Linked DNA regions of Homo sapiens: region 1 is linked to region 2. A link is a loop called in an ENCODE intact Hi-C map of the cell type or tissue named here. Cell type or tissue: prostate gland. All regions are shown on one strand. Links, peaks and the distances in the headings refer to the core of each region. The heading gives the core; the rest is flanking DNA. Region 1 has its middle 70 kb from the start of MIR4289. Region 2 holds the start of MIR4289 (microRNA 4289).

Region 1 (8,572 bases), core at 3,731-6,230, 67 kb before region 2:
AACCTATCCACTGACTCCTCCACATGGAAACGAAAGCCCCCAGGTGGCCTGCATACCTTGGCATACCTTTACCATGAAACATTCCTCAGCAGTAAAAAAGAAATTAAGCATTGAAACACACCACAACTCTGATGAATCTCATGGGAATTATACTGATTGAAAGTCAATTGTAAAAGGCTACATACTTTATGGTTTCTCTTGTATGACATTTTTGAAATAACAGAACTATAAGATGGGGGTACTAATTAGTGATTGCTGGAGTTAGGGATGGGCATAGGGAGAAAGGTAGAAGTGGCTACCTTTCTGCCCTGGAAGGACTAGACTTCCACAAGAATCTTGCATGTTGTCCTCCTACAACCTGTTTTGTTGAATTAAAACAAAACAATATTGTTAAATCCCAAATCAGATGTTCCTTGTTTCAGGCTTGATAAATTGCACAGTGGAATAGGTCAACTCCTCAGGAATCTTGGAACCTCATCCATGTTAGGAATGGGAGACTCATTCACTGAATGGAAATGTACACATTTTAGGTGCCAAAATGCAGACCCAGCCCTCACTGCTGCATAATGCACAAGTGGAGGCTGAGTTTGAGAAGACTCCAAGCCAGTTGACTGCAATTAAAGATTCTACTTTCTCCTATACTGCTAATTAGGACCCGCTTCATGATGCAAAAGGAAAGAGCCTTCGTTCACAATTATTTAGAATTTGAAGATGGTGACAGGAGAGCATTAAGCCAAGCACAGGGCCCTTCTGACAGTGGAGACCTGTGTACCTGCCTGGGTTGCTTGCCCATGAAGCTGCTCTTATTTGTTCTCTGTTCTTGGTGCTAATTTTTATCACATAAGAAAGTTGTTGTCTTTACTAACTTTATTTTACCCCAGGAATTGTTCAACACCATTGCAGCATGGGGAAGAACGGTGCCCACCGGCCCTGGAAGGACCAGACTCCCATGGGAGGAAGTGGAGTGGATGCCTCCCACCTTAACCTTGGTGCCGCTGGCATCTGCATCCATCTTGCAGAGCATCTGGAGTCTGTCTTGTTTAACTTGGCTTCTGACCCAAAGAGCTCAATTTCCTGCATTTCAGACCACAAAGGAATCCTGATGAGTCCCCATGGAGGACTCGTAATGTGATAATAGGGAAATCTGAATAAGACGAATGAATTGTATCAATTCACCCATAGAATGCCATCCACAGAGGGAGGCCGTCTACAGAGGGATGCCATCTCGTAGACCCTTGGACAGCCTCCCTCCGTGGTCAGCATTCCTGGGGAGTTGTGATCACCTAGCTGGTATTAGCTCTCTCTGCCCAGGAGTCCCCTGGGGCTGCCTTCTACAAACTGCAATTGTGCTCTGAGCAGACTCGCAGGCCAGGCTTGCACTAGGCAACGTTAGGCAACTTCTGCCCTTCCATTCTTTGTGTTGCTGCAGTTCTGTAGGTAGATGGGGGAAAGCACACACTCAAAAGAGAAGGCAGGACCTGTCATTTGCACTCAAGATTGGCACAGTGACAGTGTTGCAGGATTACAGCACATGTGAGACATTCCCTATGGCTCTCCCAGGGCTAGCGGGGGTGTGCGGCAAGAACACAGCAGGAGTTTGCTGGAAAACAGCAACCGCAATGCTTTTTTTCCACTTTAAATTTTACCTGGGAGAAAAAAATGTTTCAGAGGAGATAATAAATTTTATTTAAGTAATTAAAGACGGGGCCATCTAGTATACAAGAAAGAAAATTATATTTGAAAAATAGAAATAAAATTATATTTGAAAACTACAATAATTTAAAACTGTGACCATGGCTCAGAAATGGATAGACAGATGAGTAAGACAGATCATACATTTCAGGAACAGATCTAAGCATATATAAAAATTTAATGTAGGAGAAAGGGAGCATGTAAACTTTTGTTTTTATAAAAAATGGTAACTGCGCTAATCATTTGAGAAAAATATTAAAGACCTTATGCCATACAAATAAATGGATGTAAGACAATTATTTTTAAAAAACATAAAAGTAATGAAAGAAAATATAGGTGAGCCTGTAGATACATCTCGATGTGAAAAGGGCCCTCTACATAGGGCCTCAAGGCAGAGACCACAAGGATAAAAAATAAGGGATCTGACCTCTCTCCTTCCACCCAAAACATAACAAATAAGAAAATACAGTGTTAGATTAAACACCCCTAACAAACTAGAGAGATGGATGACAAAAAAGAACCATATTTTTCACTCTGTATGATGAAGATTTTATACCTTAAATCTTAAAGCCTAATACTGAGACACTAAAGGAATTGGGCAAAGAATACCAAAGGATGATTCACATGCAAAAATGCAAATTAAAACCGAGGAGCTGATATCTTCCACCGTGCAACCTGAAAGGCTTTTTTTTTTTTTTTGAGTCTCACTCAGTCGCCCAGGCTAGAGTGCAGCGGCGCCATCTCGGCTCAGTGTGACCTCTGCCTCCCAGGTTCAAGTGATTCTCCTGCCTCAGCCTCCCAGTAGCTGGGATTACACGCACCCACCACCAGGCCTGGCTAATTTTCTTGAATGTTTAGTAGAGACTGGGTTTCACCATGTTGGCCAGGCTGGTCTCGAACCCCTGACCTCAAATGATTTGCCCACCTAGGCCTCCCGAAGTGCTGGGATTACAGGCTTGAGCCACCACACTTGGCACCTGGCAAGGCTATTTTATGTTGGTACTACCCAAGCAAACATCTATCAGTAGTAGGTTAGATAAATAAGGGAGGAATAATTTGAAAGTCCAAAATGAAGAGATTGGTTGAAAAAGTTTTGTTACATTCAAAGTAATGGAATCCCAGAAGGCCATTAACAATGATGTTGTAGGAGTGTGTTAATGATACAGAAAGATGTTGAAAATGTCAGGTTTCTTGAACTAACAGGCTTTGAAATCACGATTCTGTTTTTAAGTAGAGTGTATTGAAAACATTACATGTAAAATCAAAAAATTATTGGAATGACTGACATTAAAGCATTTAAAGTGGTTATTCCTGAATGGGGTAGTTTAGATAGTTTTAACTTTTTATCTATTTGTATTTACTATAAATACAATTTTTCCTTAAATTTCATTATAATAAATAAATAAATATAAATAAATTTCCTTATAATTTTCGTGTGTGAGAAGGAGAGAACAAAATTCTTATTTCAAAGAAAAATAGAGTCAACACTGCATCATCAGCTGGAGAAGAGCTGAGCTACCTTTGGTACTTCTGGTACACCTGGTATCCCTGCTACACCTGGTCCCCTGGCACACCTGGTGCCTTGTACATCTGGTACCCCTGATGTGAATAGTCCCTGGGCACACCTGGTACCCATAGCACACTTGGTCCTGTGGCACACCTGGTCCCTGGATGCACCTGGTACGCATGGCACACTTGGTTCTCTGGCATACCTGGTCCCTGGCACACCTTGTTCCTGGCACACCTGGTCTCCTGGCACAACTGGCACCCTTGGCACGTCTGATCCCTCCGGCACACCTGGTACTCTGGCACACCCTAGTACACCTGATATACCTGAAGCAAAGGAGTTGGCCTGTGACATTGCCCACTCAAAAAGTGAGCTGTTGGAGCACATAGATTACCTGGCCCCAGGGGAATCCCAACTTGAAAAGCCCTGGATCTGGATCCTGTCCATCCTTCTCCTTTCAGACTCAGTTGTTGTCTACACTGTTCCAGAGCAGGGACCATCACAGTGACCGATGCAGAGACCAACACAGCAGGAAATTCCACAGTAGACCACACTCCATGAAGATGGAGTGTCTGCCTCAACCCAACCCAGGGACTGACCACAGGGAGCCGGCAAGAGAGTCAGTCATCAGTCATGATGCACGGCGCTCTACCGAGGAGTCAAAGGCAGGAAATGAGAATAGACTGGAGGTCGGTGAAGCGCTTTGTCAGTGGCCAGGAAAGCAACAACCAGCTCCCACGCAAGGCTCTGGGACAACTTGAGCTCCTGCCTCACTCTCTCCAGGCCTCCCCTACACTACTTGTATTTTGGGACCAGCATGCTCGGAATATCTGGTATGACGAAGATGGGGCAGAGAGAGTGAGAGAAAGAGAGACCCAGGCCTAAATTTCTCCACTCGTTACAGGTGTGGAAAGTGAAGGAGGCTGCCCAGGAGATGTTTCATGAGTTCTGACTTTATGGCACATCACCTGGGAGGCGATAGCAGATGGCCCAGTACTAGTCCCAGCTTTGGAGCAGGCAGATCAGAAATGCCCTTCCCCCGGGATACCTAGGAAGAAGATGGGCCAGGAAGGCTGCAGAGTCCTTTCTCCCCTAAGTGACCTGCTGGAAATGCTCAGCAATTCTTGTTAGAACAACAGATCTCGTGCACATCCATAGAAACATGCATTTGTGCAAACAGAATCCCTTCTGCTTTGGTGCACAACCTTTTGCACAAATTCACGCTTTTGAGCAGACACTCCGCTTCTGGGGCAGGAGTACGTCACTGTATCAGTCTTTCATTTTCTCTTCTGGCATCTGAATACTCTCATTTCTTCTTAATTTTCCACCAGTTTTTCCTCTCGTTTGCTACTGATCTGCCTGGCTCTCCTTTATACCGCATCTGAGCACCCTGCACATGCCTCTTGAAAGTGAATGAGTGCCTTAATTGGAAAATGCTCTCTCATTCACCACAGGGAAGAGAAGAATACTCCAGCTAATAATGTCTTTTCCACAGAGCCCTCGACCAAATGACTCTCTCTGTTTTAATTGAGAGCCAAAGCTTTTGAAAATGAATATGTATCTTCAGGGATGGATAAAGAATGCAGTTTGATCTTATGGAAATGTCACGTTGGGATGTGAAGGTGATGGATTGTTCAAGAATCAACCAAAGAGGACAGCTCTGGCCCAGGCTGCTGAGGGACAACCGAGCTCAGATGATGCCCCCAGAGAGCAGTGGGATAACTGGGGAGGGACCACATGGTGGTTGCCAATGAGTCTCGATAGGTAGAAAAAAGGACTGAAATGAAGGCAGCAGCTAAGGACAAGGTGACAGTCTGTGACTTTGAATGGCATGCTATTTCCAACAAGCATCCCAAAGCAGAAATAAACATGGTTGGAAGGGGAGTGCAGAACATGAAATATCTACTGAGAGCTGAGGGCCACACCAGGGTGGTTAGGAGGGGAAAGAAGAAGAAACTTCAGGAATAAAAGCATTTTAAGTCTCTTAGCAACTGCCTATAGATGGAGACACGCTGGGTGGAGGCTGTCACAGGGCTTCTTGCGGGGTGTCCACCCCTCTGTTGGCCTCCTTGGACACCACTGCCCTGAAAAGGAGGGGAAAGTGCATTTCTCAAGCTGAAGCCCTGGCCAGGGCCTCTAATTTTACTTCCATGAGTGTGCCCTGATTGATTTTGAAAGGGAGGAGGTGGATCATAAAAAAACACAGCCCACAGCCGAGCCATAATCAGCTGCAGCTGCTGCTGGGATAGAGTCCTGACAGGCAAATGGCATCATGATGGAGCATTCCTTGGGACTGGCAACATTCGGCTGCCAGTGTGGGGGCAGGGAGGCAGTCTATTATTAGGAACATGCCTGAGATGTGAGTTTGCAGAATTCATTGCTCTAGATTAAAATCACTTTTGCAGGGAACAAACTCTGGAGATGGTGGAGGTACGTAGACTTCCTCTCAGCTTGAAAGATGTATCAAACTTTAAGAGGGGCTTGGACCACCCATTTGCAAATTGCTTTTTCATGCAGTTAATTTTATTTATTTTTCATCCAAATCTTAAAGCAGACCCCTCCTTTAAAAGTGTATGGCCAGCCGCGCTGGCTCATGCCTGTAATCCCAGCACTTTGAAAGGCCAAGATGGGTGGATCACCTGAAGTCAGGAATTGGAGACCAGCCTGACCAATGTGGTGAAACCCTGTCTCTACTAAAAATACAAAAATTAGCCAGGTGTTGTGGCGGGCACCTGTAATCCCAGCTACTCGGGAAGCTGAGGCAAGAGAATTGCTTGAACCCAGGAGTTGGAGGTTGCACTGAGCCAAGATCATGCCATTGCACTCCATCCTGGGCAACAAGAGTGAAACTCCAGCTCAAAAAAAAAAAAAAAAAAAAGTATATGGCCAATAGATCAACAGAAAGTGCCCTAAAGTAAAGGACTGTTTACATAAATGACTAAGGCACATAGGGACCCTGGAGGCTCTGACCTTGACCTGGGTCTGAGTGGGGAAACCCCACACGCTCATTTCTTAGCGTTTCTGCACGCATGTTTTGCTTATTAAAGAGAATTATAAATCCCATGCTTTCTAAATCTTTTGATGGAAAGCAATTTTCTTCCCAGAGATGAAAAGATGTTAACATGAAGGCGCTGCTTGGAAAACAGGGCACAGGACTGGCTGCATTTCAAACGAGGTGCCGGAGCTTATGCAACATTTACAACGGAATTCATTAAAAATTGGTTTTGCTCTCTGAGGACCTGTTGGAGCATCTAGGCCTCATGTGGGGGAGGCTGGGAGACTCTGTGAAAAGGATTATTTGGAGGGTGTATCGAAGCCCCCTGTAGGTGTGGAAGGTGTTTTCCCTTTTAGCTCAAGTCAAGAGCTCATCCTGCCCGCTTCCGTGTGAGGAACTGCTTCCTGTGGCTGTTAAGATCATGGGGAATGGGAGACCCACTGTGCTGGGAGTGATGCCCTGTCAGAGCCGGCTGCAGCTCAGGGTGCAGGAGGCCTGATGGGATGTGGGCCTGGTGTGGGAGGTAGCAGCATCAAAGGCCAGCTCAGCTCCCTCCACCTCTGGCTCCCTGAGTAAGCGACCCGCAGAAGTGAACCCGACTGCAGGTGAAGGGGCTGCGGTCACAGACCCTCCCCGCCCACCCAGTGAGAGGGGAGCTTGGCAAGCCAGAATGCACTATGAGAGGGTCAGCAGGAGGCCCTTCCTGGGCCCAGAAGGCAGGTCCTCAGGGCTCTCCTCCTCCTGTGGTCCCTCCTCCAAACCTTCATGTGGAGCAGTGAGCTCTCAGCCATAAGTGGAGAGGCCCTGGACAACAGGAGAGACCAGGCTCAGACAGACTGACTGGCCCTGAACTGGCCTGCCCGCCCACATGTGCCTGCAGGGGACGCTCAATTCAGGTCAACACAGGATTCAACACAAATGACCAAATTGAGACTATATTCTAAGACTGTGTTTTGATGGCTTGAGTAGACAGAATACTTCCATCAAGAGTTTTTTTTAAAAATAGTAAGAGAAGTATAAGGCCTGCTGCATTGCCGTCCCCGGGGAAGAGAAATATTCCCTCCACTGAAGACTTTCTTAGAGAGACAAAGAGAGTATTTTCTGATTGTGCCACGCAAGTCTAAACCAGCTAAAGTGCAGGTATGCGGATTTTATTTCTTATTAGCAACAAACAGTTTGATGATACGCCAAAGACAAAGAGGAGGAGTTGGAGATACTTCCATGAGCAATGCAAATTTAGAAAACCCAACAATGGAAACCAGAAACAGAAAGAGAAAAAAAAAACACTCAAAATAGGAAACAGAGAGGGAACAGGCCAGCACCTGGTTGGGGCCCCGCACTGGACAGGATTCAGGGTGGACTGTCCTTACCTGTTTTTCACTATCTGTCTTCATTCCTCCATTCAGAACACCCTCTGCTTCATTTGGATGGGCAATTGTCTTGGAGTAATTTTCTATGAAAAAGGGTGTGTTTTCCGTATTGAATCCCCAGGATCATGGTTTATGATGCTGGCATTGCAAGTCCCTGTGGCTCTTCAGATGCTGTGAGTGCCAATCACAGATCCACAGACTTTTCAGGCTTACTCAGTGTTAGATCCCCAAAGGCCCCTAGAAATAATCTTTTTCAGTGATGTTCACATGTTAAAAACACCAAAATACCTTCTTTAAATAAAATTGTATATAGAAGCCCAACATATAAAACCCAGGCAAGAGCCAGAAATCCCTGTCCCTCAAAAGGGGAAGGTCCCACAGTCCAGGTTCTGGGGATGCCCTTGGCCTTGCCCCATGGCACCTTAGTGGAAACCCTACTGTTTCTCAGAGCATATTTTGAAAACACTGTGCTGCCGCCGGGTGCGGTGGCTCATGCCTGTAATCCCAGCACTTTGGGAGGCCAAGGCAGGTGGATCACATGAGGTCGGGAGTTCAAGACCCACCTGACCTACACGGAGAAACCCCATCTCTACTAAAACTACAAAATTAGCCGGGCGTGGTGGCGCATGCCTGTAATCCCAGCTACTTGGGAGACTGAGGCAGAAGAATCGCTTGAACGTGGGGTGGGGGCAGGCGGGGGCGGAGGTTGTGGTGATCTGAGATAGAGCCATTGTACTCCAGCCTGGGCAATAAGAGTGAAACTCCATCTCAAAATAAATAAATAAATAAATAAAATAAAGAAAAAGAAAACACCGTGCCAACTTAGTCTGCTTGTGTGGCAAAGCAGACTGGCCCAGGGGAGCCAGGCTGGAAGCAGCACCAGCGTCTTCGCGCTTGGCCTGAGGCCGCTGTCACTGTATCCATTGCAGGGGGGCACAAAGGCTGCATCTTTGCTCTGAAATCATTGCTGCAGGTATTGTTTCAAGGCAATGCATAGATCTTGTTCAA
Region 2 (8,572 bases), core at 2,096-4,595:
GACATCTGTTCTGCCCATAGCAGTTGTGGGAGGTTTTTAAAAGTGATACAAAGAGAATATTTTTAATTTCCCTGCTATTTACAGGGAATGTTTCACTTCTATAGGACAGAAAATACACTGCCAGATGAAGTGTTCTTGCCAAGAGAAGACCAGCTGCAAATAATTTGGCCTGGAAAAAAATATATTTTTTAGAAAACATTCTCCCAGCAAAAAATGGCCCTGTGCTCCCCTGTTCTCTGTTCTTCGTGTTTCTCACCCAGCATATGTTCAGGTTGTCATGGTAACCCTGCAGTATCTTTCAGAGGAGTGAGCAGAAGTTGAGTTCAACATGGAGGATTGGTCCATTTGAGTGCAACCTACTGAAATCAATGTGACCTTGGCCTTTTTCATCAACTTAGGCAAGACACATTTCGTTTTTAAATTTTCAAATAAAATCAGGGGTACCTTGGTGGAAGAATAATAGCTGAGAATGCTCTGGATAGGGATAGTGAATGTTTGCTGCCACATTTCCATCCTGGGATTGCTCTGGTTATCTTCTGCTGCATAACAAGCCACCCCAAAAACTCATAGTTTATGATAATGGCAATATTTTTTTCACCACAAATTTGTAACATTGACCGGGACTTGGCAGGAGCAATTTCCCACTGCTTCACACACTTCTGTCTGGGGAAGCTTGATGACTGCTGATGGGATCACCAGTAGGCTAGCTCAGGTGCCTGGTGGGGGACGCTGACTGTCTGCTGGGACCTCAGCTGGGCTCTTGTTCTGGGCACCCATGTGTTGCCGACTACCTCGTATGCTGTGCGCTTCTTCACACAGTGGTGGCTGGGTTCCAAGTGTGAGTGCTCAAAAGTCACATTCTGTCTGTCAGAAGCAAGCCAAACCATATCTAAAAGTTAGATTTCCCCCTTTCAATGAAAGTAGTGCAAAAGGATTTGTGAACGTGCTTCAAAATGACCATGATGCCCATGTCAGATATTGCTAATTAATGATTGAGCCTGGACTCCACTTCAGAATCCTTCCCAACAGTGTTCCCAGTCATCCACTGGCCATTGCTGGAGCTGGCCCTGAAGTTAACGCCCATCTAACACCCTTGTTCTAGGCTAATGGCCCAAGACAGCACAGGACCAGTGCTCTCAGAAACCAAGTTCCTACAAGTCCATAATAAAACCAGATAAATATAAACAGTGTAATAAATTTTTCATAAAGACAACTTTATCCTATTTAAAGATTGTCCATTGTTCTGAGATTATGTACTTCTTACACTTTTGGAGTGTTCAGCTGCCGTTTCTCTTATGAATTGAGGAGATGATAAGGAGCAGTTGTGTTGTTTGAATCTCCTTTTAAAATATTGGTGATCCATGCAATCCAAAAGTCACAATCCCCTGCCCTGGGCCATTTGTTGGTGGTTGAAACTTCACTGTCATAAGCAGTGGAGTGCCACATGGTGCAGACACAAAACTTTGCACATCTCCTCCATGAGTTCACCTCTGAAGGCCCACATGCCACTCTAGAATCACTGCATCTTTTCCCTGCTTGAGTCTCTGGATTGAGCTCGAGTTTTGCTTTTTTTCTCTCTCTCTTTTCTACTTTCTGCCTGGCCATTCTGTAAGCTGCACACTCTTGCTAAGCAATGTGTGTGTGCTCCTGGTGTCATCAGAAGCCCAGTCCTGTGGCAAACACTATCCAGAACTCAGAGCTACACATACCCCTGGGAAATTCCCATGGGCTTGTCAACTCAACAGTGGGGAAACAGGGCCTCGGGACAACCAAGAATCCTGGCCTTTGAGTCAGAGTTGGTCAACATGACTTGGGGAAGATATTAAATGTGGGAACCAAACCAAAATGACATAAGTGGTCTAGCAGTATCTAGATACAAACAACACTGTCTGGGTTTGAAGGAGCCCCTGTGCCCATTGTCTCCTCCCTTGTTAATCAGAGAAATAATTGCCCACTTTACTCCCAGAGATGGGGTCCAAGTTAATGAGGAACTGTAGCAGCTACTTTTAATGCAAATTCTTGGAAACATTAGTAAAGTTGGAAAATATATGGGTCTTCCAGATTATGGAACATAGAAATAGGAAAAGGGAAAAAGGCAAAAGAAAGGAAGAGGAAGAAGGGAAATGAGAAGGTAGAAGACAGACATCCGTGGGGTTACAAGGTACCTTTTACCTAGGGCTGCAGTTTCACTTTAGGAGAAAACAAAAACTGGGCTTTCCTTTGAATGATGTTAAGGAAGTTACCAGCATGGTCCCTCTGTCTCCTCCAGGGAGCAGGGCCTGGCCGAGTCTCATTATACTGCAGATCACTGGTCTTGAGCCCAAGGCTTTACAAGAGAAGCACAAACCCCAACAATTACAAGGGACATTGCTTTCCCATCCTGGTCCCTCCCTACACAACAAGAAGAAAAACAAAACAAGCCCAGATCCTGTAAGCAGGACCCAAAGAAAACATTGTGATGATGGGCTTTCTTCAAGTAAGTGAGCTGACACAAAAGGAAAGGCAGAAAGCTCTTTCCGGCTCTCAGATTTCAAACCACCAGGGAATGTGTGCTGTTCCAGGGCCTCTGAGAAGCCAAAGGCTGGGTTGCACAATCAGCCCTGCTGCCCCAGGCCAAGCATGCTGGACACTGGTCAGTCAGGTGCCTCTCACCTGGACGGTCCAGCCTCCCTCTTTGCCTTCAGCTTCCTCTGGCCACAGGAAGGGCTCAGTGTCAAGGGCAACTTCTTCCTGCTTCGATTCTCAGGAACAGCCATCTGGTATTTGTCCTTCTTGTCTGGCGTCTTTCACTTAGCACACTGTCCTCTGAATTCACCCCTGTTGTCACAAACGGCAGGATGTCCTTCTTTTTTAAGGCTGAATACTACTCCATAGTACAGACATATGCACCAGACTCTAATGAAGTTGACCTCTTAGAAGCAGAAAGTAGAAGGGCAGTTACCAGGGGCTGGGGAGTAGGAAAAAACTGTGTGGATTTTGGTCAAAGGGTACAAATTTCCAGTGATAAGATACTTAAGTTCTGAGGATCCATGAACTGCATGGTAACTATAGTTAATAATACTGTACTGTATGTTGAAAATGTGCTAAGAGAGTAGAACTGAAGTGTCCTCACACACACAAAAATAATGGTAACCATGTGAGGCAGTGGAAGTGCTGATTAGCTTCATCTTGGCCGTCACTTCATGATATGCACATGCATCAAATCATCACATTGTACAATTAACTGTATACAAGCTTTATTTGTCAATTACATCTCAATAAAGCCAGGGGGTGGAGTCGGGAGGGAGGAACTTCTGTCTTGCTCTAGGTTTATGCAGTATCTTGTAAAGACAGCATGAGTCATCATCACTATCTGGCCCAGCCAAGTACTCTGGGGCCCTTTGTGCTGCAAATCGGTTCACACACACCAACCAGTGTCTTCTCATGATGCACAGCTGGAAGTAATTTCTTTTTAAGCTTTAAAAAAATTCAAGACACAGCTTATCCTTGGTGTCCACCCGCAGGTAGTCAGGCCCTGAGAACATGTCACCTGTGGGCAAACGCTAACTTTCCCAAGACCAGGATTAAGTGTTGAGTGGGAGGTGAGGCCTTTGTCCTGCCCCTCTCTCCCTGTGTGGACCGACTGACCAACCCGCCAAAACACTTTGAGAGCCACTAGACATAGTAGCTTACTTCTTCTCATGCAGATATTCCTTGGAGGAGCCTGGTGTATTTATTTTAAGAGTTGCTTTCAGAAACAGAGGACCTCTCTTCTGTTTCACAAAATACATGTCACAGAGAAGAACAAACCCACCCATGGCCAGCCTCTGGCTGTGTAATTGCTACTCTGCACAATAGGAAATGAGTGGCCACGGCACAGGTAGCCCATTTGGGAGTCGCCTAGAGCCCTGTCCCTACAAAGAAATTATAACGTAGCAAAAAACCAGAGGCTCCCTTCCTTGAATATCCAGGCTTAGGCCTAGAGCACGGAAACAAGACCAGTGTAATTACCTCGCATGCATAATCACTGCTGAGACCTGAGAACAGAGGCCGGGCCCTGCCTGGCCTTCGGCTGTCTGGCCATAAGCAAGCAGCCACTGAAACCAGGCAGCTGGGGTGCAGGGTGTTTGTGTGTGTGAAATGGCTCTGCTGCCCCGAAGCAAGGAGCAGGGAGATGGCTTTTCCCTGTGTGGCTTACCTGGGTCAGAATCAACAAGCAGGAGCATAAAACAGAGATCAGACCCCAGGAGGAAATGACAGCCAGGCCCACTTTGTGTGCACGAGTGAGGGTAGGCATGGGGAAGATTCCTGTTTGCTTGTCCCTTTTAAAAAAGCAAAACCGGCACAAGACTGTGGTCAGGAGCTCAGTATACAGGAAGGGGCCGAAGTCTGACAGCCTTCCTCAGAGCCCCGGGTGGCCTGGGGAGGAAGGCATGCTGCCCTGAGACTGCTGTGCAGGGATCCCTGGAATTCTCCTCCAGCATTAGCTGTGGTAGAAGGGACTTTTCTATTTTGTGATTCAATCTTTTAGTTAGATTGCTTGGGGGACTTGATACTAGGAAAATTTTAATGGTTTTACCTAAACAAGGGATAACCTTGTTTTGGAAGCTTATGATATGGAGGAAAGAGTTAACTGTAAAATCGGCAGGCCTGGGGAAAACAAAACCAACCAAGCAGTAGCCAGGGTGGGTGCAGGGCTGTAGCCAGAGCTCCGGGCTGCCCCACGGCACTCCCACTGCGTCAGGGAAGCCTTTTCTGGCCTCCTAGTTAGGAGGCATCTCCTATTACACACTCTTGGAGCATTTTGTAATTCTTCTGAGAGTTTATTACCCTAGCCAATGAATAATTGTGGAATTACTCAATGTTGTCTCCCCCTCTGGAACATGATACAAATGTCAGCTCCATGCCTGACTTGTTTGTTGCGGGATTCCCTGCGCCTAGACTAGTGCTTTGCACATGCAAGGAGCTCATATTCATTGAATAACTGGATGGGAGGGTGGATGGGTGGGTGCATGGATAAGAATGAATGGTTGGATAGGTGGATGGACAGATTGAACAGACAGGCAGGTGGATGGATAGATGGATAGAAAGATGGATGAATATAGATGGAGATAGATGGGTAGATGGATGAATGGGCATGTGGGTAAATGATTGCAGAAATGCATAAATGAATGAGTAGATAGATGAATGGGTGGGTGAAGTGGATGGGTAGATGAATGGATGAGTGGATGGGTGGATGGGTGGATGGATGGATGGATGGAGCCCACAAGGTCATTAAAGCATTTTGTTCTCTAACTTCTGAACTGAACTCCACTGGTTGTCTATAATAAGAGCTTTTACAGAGGGAGGTTGAACACCCAAGCATGTTGGACATGAGTGACAGCAGCTAGCATGGTATCTCTGCCCTAGATGCACTGATGGCAGCAGAGAGCTCTGTCCCTTGGGAGGGCATTGTGCAGGGCTATCAGGCAGTTTCCTGGGCCCTGTCTGCAGAGCCTAAACAGATCACATCTGGCCAGTCTCAACAGGGCCTCCTTACCCTATAAACCATGCATGTATTTATGTAACACTTCAGGCCTGATGGAGACCAGATGTGACCAAATGGTGCTTTATGCGGCCCAGGAATGCTGAAATACCAACATAGACATCTTTTATGGCTGCTCTTGCTCAGCAATCTCTCTTTAAATCTTAGGTTTGAGCCCTGATATACAACCATTAACTTCATTCTTCTGTGAAACAGAAACATCTGGCAACATCTATTTGATTTGTTATCCTTATAAGAGAAATACAACTATGTACAACTTCTATTCTCAGTTAGTGTAGTACAGTAAAAAGAATGTTGATGGGGAGGCAAGAAACCCAGACCCAGCTCCGCCCTGTACCTCCCTTACTGGCTGGCCTTGGGCCAGTTGGTTCTCACCAGGACTCAGTTTTCCATTGGTAATTTCAAGAGCTATCATTTATTAAACACTTCCTGAGTTCTAGGCACCCTACCTTGTGCTCAGTAAAAGCTACAGATCATTGCCACAACTACACCCCTATTCAAATGTACAAATGGATACATAGGCGTGAGTTTCCAATACCCATCATCCTTAGGAGGCAGATCCCAGTCTCAGTCTTCTGACTCCAAAACCACCTCTTCCCATTAAACCAAATGGCGGCTTTCACCTGCAAATAAGGAAGTGCAGCTGAATTGCTATTTTCTGAATTTGTGTTCCTTGGACACTTCTGTTGGGAGCGACTAATAAGTCTTTTGACCCCTCTCCAAAGAATGTGTGTTTAGGGACACTGAGGAAGTGTCCCTGAACACACATTTGGGATTTTGGATGCCCACAGAACATTACAGATGCTACAAGAATTTAAGCCTGTTTACTGTGGGGTTTCCTCATTGGGCCGCTAGAATGCCTTTGTCCCCTGAAACTCCTATTAATATCTTGAGGATCACTGATGCACATTCATACAAAAATGTTGATTGAATAGGTTTCATGCTCCTGGCAGGACAGGCTGTGTCTCTGCACTCAGGGAGCAGCCACCTTACTGACCCAGGTGCAGCTCAGCCCTGATTGCCCCTTCTATACTTTCCTGTTTATACAGAGCTCCTCCCTTCTCCCTCCATGGATGTATTTACAATGTAGAGATGCTGTTAATACTGTCGGCTGCTGCTACTTGAGAAAGCTCACCACACACTTTCCATGGGGATTGGGAATGGAGTTGAGCAGCCCCATTTAGTTTCACCAAGAGTAGTGGGACCTTGTGTACTTGTTTTAAAGTCTCACTCCCTGAAAGGGCCAGAACTGGATTCTGAGTGACATCTACCCAGTGCAATTTCTCCATTGAATAGAAAGAAATGTGCAAAACATTCTAATTATGCTTTTACAACAAGCTTTTTAAGAAAAATTACATTGCAAAGACCCAATCAGTGCAAAACTTGCCCTGAAGTTCCTTACAGTTTAAAATCACCATATCCCCTCTGCCCCTTCAGCTTCCTTCTGCAATTTAGGGTGCTCGTGACGCAGAAGGGTTAGGGGCTGCAGGAGGTCCACGTGCTTTGGCTCTGATCACAGACTGCAGCTGTAGCTTCATCTCTGTCTCTGCTCTACTTAAGGACAGCTGCCCTCAGAATGCCAGGCTGGAACATCTAAATTCTACTAAAATGATCACTCACTCAGAATCAACAGCTAGGAAGAGGCCACAGAGCAGAGCCCTTGTTAATTTGGAACATGCCAAACTGCAAAGATGGTCCATAATGCCCCAGCAGAGCGTGTGAGAGCCCAGCATCGGATTTGATGCCACCTGCCCAAGGCCCAGGCCAGTGCAGCAGCGCTTCCTCAGATGGGTGTGGGCTTCGGAGCCCTGAAACGCTTCCCAGCCCAGAAGCAATAAAGCCCCAGTATGTCCTTTTCTGCAGGCCAGCACCCTGTCCACAATCCCGAGGGATGAGGGATGGCCGCGTCATCTCCCACTAACAGCGAAGCCCAGGGTGTGCAGTTCCACCCCCTTCCTAAGATAGATGTGAATTTAGAAAACCAAGAAGAGAGCCTCTTGCCTCCATGCAGCACTTCTGAAAACAAGCAAAGCATTTCAGGGGAGGAGCAGCAGGCGGCTCTGGAGCTTTGCACAAACCAGCCGGGAAGGCTTTGACTGGAAGGCAAGCAGGGCTACCTTTTGCCATGATGATCTTTAGAGGCCCACGTTTCTTCTTATCCTTTCTTTAAAAACAAAAACAATACTATTATTTCTTAATTGTCTGAACTCAAACAAATTAGAGTCCAGGGCCAGGTGCAGTGGCTCATGCTTATAATCCCAGCACTCTGGGAGGCCGAGGAGGGCAGATCACAAGGTCAGGAGATCGAGACTATCCTGGCTAACATGGTGAAACCCTGTCTCTACTAAAAATATAAAAAATTAGCCAGTTGTGGTGGCGGGTGCCCGTAGTCCCAGCTATTTGGGAGGCTGAGGCAGGAGAATGGTGTGAACCCGGGAGGCGGAGCTTGCAGTGAGCCAAGATCACGCCACTGCACTCCAGCCTGGGCAACAGAGCGAGACTCCGTCTCAAAAAAATAAAAATAAAAATAAAAAATAAGAGGCCAGTTTGCCCAGATAGGATTTTATAAAATGTTTCCTAGCAGTTAAAGAAGTCTATTTGTCTTTAATTTTGTTACTTTCCTCTCGTGACTTCCTGGGGAAAATGTGCAGAAGCAGAAGTGTGCTGCTTGACGGAATTAAACATAAAATTCCAACTCCATCAGATGGGCTTTGGAATCAACCAAGGATGACTTACGGGAGTCTCAAGTTTATCCAAATCCAGTGTGGTTTTTTGTTTGTTTGAGCTTAATTTTTCTCTTATTATAAAAGTTAACCAGGTTATAAAATAAAACCTGGAGAATATGAAAGGTATCAAATACAAGAATAGAAATCACTTGTGATAACCCCATCGTATCTATTTTTTTCTAAAAGAAATCTTGACTGCTTGAAAGAAAACTCAGAATCTCTGTGAAACGCCCAGTCCGAGTCATCTGCAGCATCCAGAGGGTGGGGCTTTAAGTGTTTTTTGGCATTGAAACTGTGTTTCTGGTCATGAAAGAGGAGAGCT

Evidence for each region. Peaks named below come from ENCODE experiments on the same cell type or tissue, not always from the same donor. Only the 100,000 strongest peaks of a DNase experiment are listed, where the experiment ranks them.
Region 1: a loop joins it to region 2, with 2.3 times the contacts of the local background. A loop is called at or near these places in 2 of 110 quality-filtered maps.

Annotation. Positions count from the first base shown.
Region 1 is chr9:88,811,593-88,820,164 of GRCh38, reverse strand. No RefSeq gene overlaps it. Among named protein-coding and RNA genes, the nearest start is that of MIR4289, 70 kb to the right of the region's middle. In prostate gland, for the core only: no CTCF peak of the experiment used is centred there; no DNase peak of the experiment used is centred there.
Region 2 is chr9:88,742,751-88,751,322 of GRCh38, reverse strand. MIR4289 (microRNA 4289) reads left to right here and starts at 5,418; the gene lies at 5,418-5,487. RefSeq lists a silencer at 3,315-3,609 and an enhancer at 3,506-4,194. In prostate gland, for the core only: no CTCF peak of the experiment used is centred there; a DNase peak (open chromatin) is centred at 3,342; H3K27ac peaks cover 2,398 bases.